2 separate regions of the Homo sapiens genome follow, and region 2 is linked to region 1. A link is a loop called in an ENCODE intact Hi-C map of the cell type or tissue named here. Cell type or tissue: pancreas. All regions are shown on one strand. Each heading gives the region's core, and the rest is flanking DNA. Links, peaks and the distances in the headings are about the cores only. Region 1 holds the start of SLC5A5 (solute carrier family 5 member 5). Region 2 has its middle 6.0 kb from the start of CCDC124.

Region 1 (5,369 bases), core at 251-5,250:
AAGTGCAGTGGCGCAATCACCGCTCACTGCAGCCTCAACCTCCCCAGCTCAACCAATCCTTCTGCTTCAGCCTCCTAAGTAGCTGGGACCACAGGTGCACACCACCAAACTCGGCTAACTTTTAAAAATTTTTGGCTGGGCATGGTGGCTCACACCTGTAGTCCTAGCACTTTGGGAGGCAGAGGTGGGTGGATCATGTGAGGTCAGGAGTTCGAGACCAGCCTGGCCAACATGGTGAAACCCCTTCTCTACTAAAAATACAACAAACAAACAAACAAACAAAATTGTAGAGTTGGGGTCTCACTATATTGTTCAGGCTGGTCTCCAACTCCTAGCCTCCAGCCATCTTCCTGGCTTGGCCTCCCAAAGTGCTGAGATTACAGGCATGAGCCACCGAAACTGGCCTTTTTGCACTTGTTGAGTGCAGAGTTGAAGTTCAAGGACAGATTCTGGCTCCCCATGGCGTGGGTTCAAATCCCACTGTCACTCCTAGCTCACAGAAGGGGAATTGATGTCCAGGGCCACCCAGCAGGTCGTGCTGCAGTCACAGCAGCTCACAACTTCTCACCCCAACCCCTGCTGCATCTCCCAGGGAACCAAGGGGCAGGGGACAGCGCCCCGACACTGCCACCACTCTCCCATTCCTGCACATTCTGCTCACATTGTCTGCCGCGGCCTTGGGCCCTTCCTAACTCACATCCTGGGGTCCTGCTGCCCGCTTCTGTCATTGGAATCACAGTCAAGGAAGGTGTGACCTGATTCTCCCCACTCTGCTGCTTTTCCTCTCCAGGCTCACAATTCCCTCCGCTAGGGCAGGAGATGGTCCTGCACACTCTGCAGGGGCCTTCACTCCAGGCCTCCTTAGGAATTCCAAAGTGCTTTCCAAATCCACCCCCCTCCCCCCACTCGGCAGCCACCCCACTCCCGCCACTTGGATATGACCCATTTTTCAGAATCTAGAAATCTCATCAGACTCCTCACCTGCTCCAAACTCTCCTACAGTTCCCCAGCACCCTCAGAACAAAATCCACACCCCTTCCGGAGGCCCAGAAGATACCCCGTGATTGTCTGTCTCTGCTCAACCTGTATCCAGGCTGGAATTCACTGGTGTGATCACTGCTCACTGCAGCCTTGACCTCCCGGGCTCTGGCGATCCTCCCACCTCAGCCTCCCAAAGTGCTGGGATTATAAGTGTGAGCCACAGTGCCCAGCTGAAATCAGTATTTATCTGCTGGTGAGGTCAGGGCCATCACCACCCTGGGGTGGGTCCACCTGGATCATGCTGTGTCCCCAGCACCTGCCGGAGGGCCCTGCACACAGTATGCACTCAATGAACCGGCCTCAGCCCAGGCCTCTGGCCGCAGCCTGGACCCCACGGTGGGAAGAAGAGAAGCTATGCCTTCCCAGAACTTCCCTGGAGAGAAGGGGTCCATTTACATGTATTTGCACAATTTGCATATGTTTACATTGGTCGGCAGGGCTTTGCAAGTAGGGGATCCCGCTCGGATCTCCCATTGATTGATTGATTGATTGATTGAGACAGTCTCGCTCTGTCGCCAGGCTGGAGTGCAGTGGCACGATCTCGGCTCACTGCAACCTCCGCCTCCCGGGTTCAAGCGATTCTCCTGCCTCAGTCTCCCGAGTAGCTGGGACTACAGGCGCGTGCCATCACGCCCGGCTAATTTTTGTATTTTTAGTAGAGACGGGGTTTCACCACGTTGGCCTGGATGGTCTCGATTTCCTGACCTCGTGATCCGCCCGCGTCGGCCCCCCAAAGTGCTAGGATTACAGGCGTGAGCCACCGCGCCCAGCCTTGATTTTTATTTATTTATTTGTTTATTTATTTATTTTTTGAGACGGAATCTCTCTCTGTCGCCCAGGCTGGAGTGAAGTGGCGCGATCTCGGCTCACTGCAACCTCCACCTCCCGGGCTCAAGCGATTCTCCCGCCTCAGCCTCCCAAGTAGCTGGGATTACAGGCGGCCGCCACCACGCCCGGCTAATTCTTGTATTTTTAGTAGAGACGGGGTTTCACCATGTTGGCCAGACTGGTCTTGAACGGATCTCAAGAGACCCGTCCGCCTCGGCCCCCCAAAGTGCTGGGATTACAGGAGTGAGACACCGCACCCGGCCGGATCTCCCCTTTTCCAACGGGGTTTCCAGGAGGATGCCTGACCAGGGTGGAAGGAGAAAGAACTAGGTGCCTAACCCACTCTCCTGGCGAGGGCAGGAGGTACGCTCCAGCCGGCAACAGGTGCCCGCGTAGCCGCCGCAGTGTCACAGCCCCGGGGGAGGGACAGGTCCACCCTGCACAGCAGAGAGGGAGCAAGAGGACTGTCCGGGGGTTACGTGGGGACGCGTTGAGAAACGCTGGACCCAGCTGGAGCGGCCAGGGCAGAGGGTAGGCCAGAGGAGGCCACCAGGGAGCAGCAGAGGCTGGCGAGAAGCGCTCAAAAGCCCTTTTTTTTTTTTTTTTTTTTTTTTTGGAGACGGGGTCTTGCTGTGCTGCCCAGGCTGGAGTGCTGTGCAGTTCTCGACCACAGCTCATTGCAGCCTCGAACTTCCACGCTCAAGCGATCCTCCCACTTCAGCCTCCTGAGTAGCTGGGATTACAGGCATGTGCCACCACGCCTCGCTAATATTTGTATTTTTCATACAGACAAGATCTCACTATGTTGCTCAGGGTAGTCTCGAATTCTGGGACTCAAATGATCCTCCCACTTCAGCCTCCCAAAGTGCTGGGATTACAGGCATAAGCCATCATGCCCGGCCTCTGACGCTGTTTCTTTCAACCCCCAGGATTTCAGATTCCACCAGCTTATGGAGAAGGGAACCAAGTTTGAGATGCGTGATTGCCCAGAAAGTTGGAGGCTGAGCTGAGACTTGAACCCAGAGACCAGAACCTCCAGAGGTCAAAGTCCTCCTGGGTCCCCCAGAGAAGGGCCCTGAGATGACAGCTCGTTGGTCCTCATGGAAGCGTGACCCCCCCAGTAGACTTTCTCCCACACCCAACCTTGGTTTCCTCATCTATATGATAGGGACAAGCCAGACTCTACCTCCCTGGTGGTCATGGTCTCCGCTTATTCGGGTTCATAACCTTAAAGGCCCCTCGCACCACCTCAGTGAGCCATTTATGCCTGGCACAGGGCCAACTCTCAGTGCATATCTGCAAAGGAACCAATGAATGAATGAATGAAGTGACAAATGAATAAAGGAATAAATGAATGAGGCACTTATCATGTACCAGGCTTTCGTTACCACGTCCCATTTATTCCTCTGAGGCAGGGTCTATTTTATCCTTGTTACAGATGGGGAAACTAAGGCCCAGGGAGGAGCAAAGTCTTCCCCAAGTATGTACCCACTCAGAACTTGAGCTCTGAATGTCTCCCACCCAGCTTAGCCCAAGAGCGGGGTTCAGTGATGCCCACCCCCTAAGGCTCTAGAGAAAGGGGGTAGGCCCACATGCCAGTTTGGGGGTGGTAAAGCCAGGTAAGTTTTCTTTATGGGTCCCCTGAAACCCTGAAAGTGAACCCCAGTCCTGCATGAAAGTGAGCTCCCCATAGCTCAAGGTATTCAAGCACAATACGGCTTTGAGTGCTGAAGCAGGCTGTGCAGGCTTGGATAGTGACATGCCCTCTCTGAGCCTCAATTTCCCCACCTGTCAACAGCAGACAGTGACAGCTGTGATCAGGGGATCACAGTGCATGGGGATGGGTGGGTGCATGGGGATGGAGGGGCATTTGGGAGCCCTCCCCGATACCACCCCCTGCAGCCACCCAGATAGCCTGTCCTGGCCTGTCTGTCCCAGTCCAGGGCTGAAAGGGTGCGGGTCCTGCCCGCCCCTAGGTCTGGAGGCGGAGTCGCGGTGACCCGGGAGCCCAATAAATCTGCAACCCACAATCACGAGCTGCTCCCGTAAGCCCCAAGGCGACCTCCAGCTGTCAGCGCTGAGCACAGCGCCCAGGGAGAGGGACAGACAGCCGGCTGCATGGGACAGCGGAACCCAGAGTGAGAGGGGAGGTGGCAGGACAGACAGACAGCAGGGGCGGACGCAGAGACAGACAGCGGGGACAGGGAGGCCGACACGGACATCGACAGCCCATAGATTCCTAACCCAGGGAGCCCCGGCCCCTCTCGCCGCTTCCCACCCCAGACGGAGCGGGGACAGGCTGCCGAGCATCCTCCCACCCGCCCTCCCCGTCCTGCCTCCTCGGCCCCTGCCAGCTTCCCCCGCTTGAGCACGCAGGGCGTCCGAGGACGCGCTGGGCCTCCGCACCCGCCCTCATGGAGGCCGTGGAGACCGGGGAACGGCCCACCTTCGGAGCCTGGGACTACGGGGTCTTTGCCCTCATGCTCCTGGTGTCCACTGGCATCGGGCTGTGGGTCGGGCTGGCTCGGGGCGGGCAGCGCAGCGCTGAGGACTTCTTCACCGGGGGCCGGCGCCTGGCGGCCCTGCCCGTGGGCCTGTCGCTGTCTGCCAGCTTCATGTCGGCCGTGCAGGTGCTGGGCGTGCCGTCGGAGGCCTATCGCTATGGCCTCAAGTTCCTCTGGATGTGCCTGGGCCAGCTTCTGAACTCGGTCCTCACCGCCCTGCTCTTCATGCCCGTCTTCTACCGCCTGGGCCTCACCAGCACCTACGAGGTACCGGACAGAGGCCCGGGGGTAGGACCTGCCCCACTGGCAGTGCTGGGACCCCGTGTGGGGGAGGCGCTGGGGCTTTGGGCCGCTGTACAGGAGGACGCGGATGGCACCTCGGTGCTTTAACGGAAGGGGCCCCTAGGCAGACACGTGGGGAGGGTTCTAGGAAGAGGCCCCAGGCGCCCGGCGAGGGGCAGGAAGGAGGAAGAGAGAGCCTGGCGTCCTGCTCCTTCGGTGGAAGCGCGCGCGGGGCGGGGCCCGGCTCGACCAGGTGTGTCCTCACGGGTGGACACACACCTGCCCCCCACCTGCCCGGGCGTGCAGACCCACGTGTGCGCGCTAGAGGGGACTGCTGACGGCTCCGGGGTTCGAAACCTGGCTTCACTGCTTTCTTGTATCTTGGGCAAGGGGCGTGCCTCTCTGTTTGGGTTTCCCAGCTGTCCAATGGGCGAATTACAGGACCTCCCTCCAGGGGAGAGGGTAAAGCGATTAAAATCGTGACCGGGGCCCGGTGCGGTGGCTCACGCCTGTAATCCCAGCACTTTGGGAGGCCAAAGCATGCAGATCACCTGAGGTCAGGAGTTCAAGACCAGCCTGGCCAACATGGCGAAACCCCGTCTCTACTAAAAATACAAAAATTAGCCGGATGTGGTGGTGGGCACCTGTAATCCCAGCTACTTGGGAGGCTAAGACAGGAGAATTGCTTGAACCCGGGAGGTTGCAGTGAGCCGA
Region 2 (5,369 bases), core at 68-5,067, 56 kb after region 1:
TCCTGACCTGTTGACCCGCCCGCCTTGGCTTCCCAAAGTGCTGGGATTACAGGCGTGAGCCACCGCGCCCAGCCCTGGCTAATTTTTAAAACTTTTTTTAGATAGAGACATGGTCTCTCTATGTTGCCCAGGCTGGTCTTGAACTCCAGAGATCAAGTGATCCTCTGGCTTTAGCCTCTCAAAGTGCTGGGATTACAGGCATGAGCCACTGTGCCTGGCTTTTTTGTAGAAATGGGGTCTTCTTGTGTTGCCCAGGCTGGTCTCAAACTTCTAGGCTCAAAGCAATCCTCCCTCCTTGGTCTTCCAAAGTGCTGGAATTACAAGTGTGAACTGCCATGCTTGACCCTAGACATTTCTTCTTCTTCGTCTTTGAGACAGAGTCTCACTCTATCACCCAGGCTGGAGTGCAATGGCACGATCTCAGCTCACTGCAAACCTCCGCCTCCTGGGTTCAAGCGATTCTCCTCCCTCAGCCTCCCAAGTAGCTGGGATTACAGGCACCACCACCACACCCAGCTAACTTTTGTATTTTTAGTAGAGACAGGGTTTCACCATGTTGATCAGGCTGGTCTCGAACTCCTGACCTCAGGTGATTTGCCTGCCTCAGCCTCCCAAAGTGCTGGGATTATAGGTGTGAGCCACCATGCCTGGCCATGACCCTGGACATTTTTTTTTTTTTTTTGAGACAGAGTCTCGCTCTGTCGCCCAGGCTGGAGTGCAATGGCGCAATCCCGGCTCACTGCAACCTCTGCTTCCCGGGTTCAAGAGATTCTCCTGCCTCAGCCTCCCGAGTAGCTGGGATTACAGGTGCCCGCCACCACGTCCAGCTAAGTTTTTTGTATTTTTAATATAGATGGGGTTTCACCAGGTTACCAGGCTGGTCTCAAACCCCTGACCTCAGGTGATCCACCCGCCTCGGCCTCCCAAAGTGCTGGGATTACAGGCGTGAGCCACCATGCCCGGCCTACCCTGGACATTTTTATAAATGGAATCAGACACTCTATGGGCTTTTGTGCCTGGCTTCTTTCACTCAGCCTCGTGTTTTCAGGGTTCATCCGTGCTGTGGGATGGATCAGTGCTTCATTCCTTTTTATGGCTGCATAGTATTCCATTTCGTGGATTGACCACAGTCTGTTGATCCATGCATCCTTTAAGGGAACAGCTGAATTGTTTCCACCTTTTGGCGATAGTGAACAATACTGCTATAAACGTGTGTGTCTTTTAGTCCTTTTTGAATAGTTAACTGGAGTGGATACTCCTTTTCTCTTTTTTTTTTTTGAGATGGGGTCTCACTCTGTCACCCAGGCTGGAGTGCAGTGGTGTGATCTCAGCTCACTGCAACTTCCACCTCCCAGGTTCAAGCAGTTCTCCTGCCTCAGACTCCCGAGTAGCTGGGACTGCAGGTATGCACCACCACACCTGGCTGAGTTTTGTATTTTTAGTAGAGACAGAGTTTCACTATATTGGTCAGGCTGGTCTCGAACTCTTGACCTCAGGTGATATACCTGCTTCGGCCTCCCAAAGTGCCAGGATTATAGGCGTGGGCCACCATGCCCAGCCATAAAGTGGACACTCCTATTCTGGACATAGAATGACAATGATTTTTCTGCACATAGAATGACAATGATTTTTCCACACATAGAATAACAGTGATTTTCCTTTTCTTTCTCTCTCTTTTTTTTAAATTGGAGACAGGGTCTCACTTTTGTCACCTAGGCTGGAGTGGTGTGACTGTATCTCACTGCAGTCACTCCTTTGGCCAGGGGATGGGGAGGTTTGGCCATGTCTGTGGTTTGGACAATGCTCTTATTTTCATCTGTGGTAAGACTCAATTACGGAAGGGTTTTGATTTTTGTCTGGTTTCATCCTGGACAGAGTGGCCCTGTTTGATGTGGTCATTCTGTGAAATCGTATATGTTCAACCAAAGAACTCCTCGGCTTCACTGTGACTACCAGGTCAACTCCCAGTTGACCAGAGCCTGGGGCCAATTTTTTCTTCTTTACTTTACATTCACCTTCTCGCCTTTGCATATGCTGTTCCTGCTGCTCAGAATGCCTTTCCCTCCCTGTCTTCACTCAGCTCTTTCCTTCTCAATTTTCAGAGTGCTCTTAAATGCCACCTCCTCTGAGAAGCCCTCTGTGATCACCCAGGCTGTGGGCCTCTATAACCCATTTCAGCACCAGACACATCTTTTGGTCACAGTAAGGATTTTTTTTTTTTTTTTGAGCGAGGGTCTCACTCTGTTGCTCAAGCTGGAGTGCATGCAGGCAGTGCAATGGTGGCTCACTGCAGTCTCCAACTCCTGGGCTCAAGTAATCCTCTTGAGTAGCTGGGAAGACGAGCTTGCCACCACGCCAGCTGATTTTTTTTTTATTTTTGTAGAGACAGGGGTCTCTCTATCTTGTCCAGGCAGGTCTCAAAACTCCTGGCCTCAAGTGATCTTCCCACTTTGGTCTCCCAAAGTGCTAGGATTACAGGCGTGAGCCACTGTGGCTGGCCTGTCATCTTTCAAGTTTCCCAAGTGAGGAGAAAAGGGATGGAGAAGGCCAAAAAAAAAAATAAGTTAGAAGAACAGTTCTTCCTATAGGTCTCAATATGTTGCCATGTTCCTATTGAAAGAAAGAAAGAGAAAGAGAGAAAGAAAAGGAAGGAAGGAGAGAGAGAGAGATCAGAAAGAAAAGAAAGGGAAAGGAAGGAAAGATGGAAGACAGGAAGGAAAGAGAAAGAAAGAAAAGAAAGAAAAGAAAAGAAAAGAAAAAGGGAAAGGAAGGAAGAAAAAAGAAAGAAAAAGAACGGAGATAAAGGGGGCTCTAGACAAACATAAAAATTGGATCTTCAAAAGATAATTAATTGGCCAGGTGCGGTGGCTCACGCCTGTAATCCCAGCACTTTGGGAGGCCAAGGCGGGCGGAGCACCTGAGGTCAGAAGTTCGAGACTAGCCTGGCCAACATGGCAAAAACCCGTCTCTACTAAAAATACAAAAATTAGTCAGGCATGGTGGCTCACACCTGTAGTCCCAGCACTTTGGGAGGCCAAGGTGGGAGGATCTCTTGAGCCCAGCAGTTCGAGACCAGCCTGGGCAACAGAGGGAGACCCTATCACAATTTTTTAAAAAACATTTCAAGTAGCCAGGTATGGTGGTACACACCTGTAGTCCCAGCTACTCGGGAGGCTGAGGCAGGAGGATCGTTTGAGCCTGGGAGGTCGAGGCTGCAGTGAGCTATGACTGCACTACTGCACTCCAGCCTGAGCAACAGAGTGAGACCCTGTCTCAAATAAATAAATAAATAAATAAATAACACAACAGATGATCGCCTCATGAGAATTTTGTCTTTCCGTTGTAAGTCTCCTCTCCAGTGGAAAAGTCTCACAGTGGCCACTCAAATTCTAAATTGTCCCCAGTGTGAGGTACCATTGGAGAGAGACATGTTTGGTTTTGGTTTTGTTTTTTTGAGACAGGATCTGGCTCTGTCACCTAGGTTGGAGTGCCGTATTGTGATCATGGTTCACTGCAACCTCTGCCTCCCGGGCTCAAGCGATTCTCCTGCCTCAGCCTCCCGAGTAGCTGGGACTACAGAAGCACAACACTGCGCACAGCTTCCTTCTAAGATTTTGAAATGGTGAAAAGTTGCCCAAAGGACAGTGGTCCAAGGAGATCTTTGGAATACTTTGGCCATCAACACTGACTCAAGGGTGACTTACTGAGTCTAGGCCCGTCCTCTCTTTATCGACGTTTCCCCCGATGGACCCACAGTGCAATCCCAGCACTTTGGGAGGTCGAGGCAGGAGGATCACTTGAGCCCAGGATTCGAGATCAGCCTGGGCAACATGGCGAGACCCTGTCTCTACAAAAAGTAGAAAAATTGGCTGGGTGCGGTGGCTCACACCTGTAATCCCAGCACTTTGGGAGGCCGAGATGGGCGGATCACAAGGTTGAGAGATCAAGACCATCCTGGCCAACATGGTGAAACGCTGTCTCTACTAAAAATACAAAAATTAGCTAGGCTCTGTGGTGAGGCCTGTAGTCCCAGCTACTTGGGAGGCTGAGGCAGGAGGATCACTTGAGCCCAGGATTCGAGATCAGCCTGGGCAACATGGTGAGACCCTGTCTCTACAAAAAGTAGAAAAATTGGCTGGGTGCGGTGGCTCACACCTGTAATCCCAGCACTTTGGGAGGCCGAGATGGGCGGATCACAAGGTTGAGAGATCAAGACCATCCTGGCCAACATGGTGAAACGCTGTCTCTACTAAAAATACAAAAATTAGCTGGGCTTTGTGGTGAGGCCTGTAGTCCCAGCTACTTGGGAGGCTGAGGCAGGAGGATCACTTGAGCCCAGGAGGTCGAGGCTGCAGTGAGCCAAGATTGCACCACTCCACTTTTACCTGGGCAACAAAGTGAGACCTTGATTTTAGACTTGAAGCCTCCAGGACTATGAGAGAATTGATTTGCATTGTTTCCTTTTTTTTTTTTGAGACAGAGTCTTGCTCTGTCTCCCAGGCTGCGGTGCAGTGGCACTATCTCGGCTCACTGCAACCTCTGCCCCCCAGGTTCAAGAGATTCTTCTGCCTCAGCCTCCTGAGTAGCTGGGATTACAGGCGTACACCACCATGTCCGGCTAATTTTTGTATTTTTAGTAGAGACGGGGTTTCACCATGTTGGTCAGGCTGGTCTCGATCTCCTGATCTCAGGAGATCCACCTGCCTTGGCCTTCCAAAGTGCTGGGATTACAGGCATGAGCCACCACGCTCAGCCAATTTCTGTTGTTTTCAAAACCACTAGTTTGTGGTCATTTGCTACTGTAGCCACCAGAAACTCATACAGCCCTGTACAAGAGACAGTCCACAGGAGGAGGTGTCGAGAGAGAAAACAATTTCACCAAGGAACAGAGTGGCTGATCAGAAAACCAAAAAGCCGTGGAGAAACTCATTCCTAGAATAGTAAACGAAATTAACCCTACACAGAAGGGCCCTAATGAGATCATAACTGAAGCTCCAGTCAGCATTAACTTACCTTCCAGCCACAGGCAGAATCACCTTAAGCAGATAGAGACACAAGGGTCTCAGATGTGCACACTATTTTTTTTTTTTTTGAGACAGAGTCTTGCTCTGTCACCCAGGCTGGAGTTCAGTGGTGCAGTCTCAGCTCACTGCAATCTCTGCCTCCCGGGTTCAAGCGATCCTCCTGCCTCAGCCTCCTGAGTAGCTGGGATTACAGGCACACACCACCATGCCCAGCTACTTTTTGTATTTTTGGTAGAGACGGGGTTTCACCCTGTTGGCCAGGCTGGTCTTCAACTCCTGACCTCAGATGATCTGCCTTCCTTGGCCTCCCCAAGTGCTGGGATTACAGGCGTGAGCCACCGTGCC

The links. Hi-C counts contacts between places; a loop is a spot of excess contacts. Peaks named below come from ENCODE experiments on the same cell type or tissue, not always from the same donor. Only the 100,000 strongest peaks of a DNase experiment are listed, where the experiment ranks them.
Region 2: a loop joins it to region 1, with 3 times the contacts of the local background. A loop is called at or near these places in 88 of 110 quality-filtered maps.

What each region holds. Positions count from the first base shown.
Region 1 is chr19:17,868,037-17,873,405 of GRCh38, forward strand. It overlaps SLC5A5 (solute carrier family 5 member 5), which reads left to right and starts at 3,909. Exons shown (of 15, transcript NM_000453.3): 1 at 3,909-4,640. The coding sequence starts at 4,284. RefSeq lists enhancers at 724-1,377, 1,378-2,031. In pancreas, for the core only: a CTCF peak has its summit at 2,419 (motif pointing right); DNase peaks (open chromatin) are centred at 2,305, 3,949, 4,485 and 4,905; H3K27me3 peaks cover 1,816 bases.
Region 2 is chr19:17,924,355-17,929,723 of GRCh38, forward strand. No RefSeq gene overlaps it. Among named protein-coding and RNA genes, the nearest start is that of CCDC124, 6.0 kb to the right of the region's middle. RefSeq lists an enhancer at 4,781-4,880. In pancreas, for the core only: no CTCF peak of the experiment used is centred there; no DNase peak of the experiment used is centred there.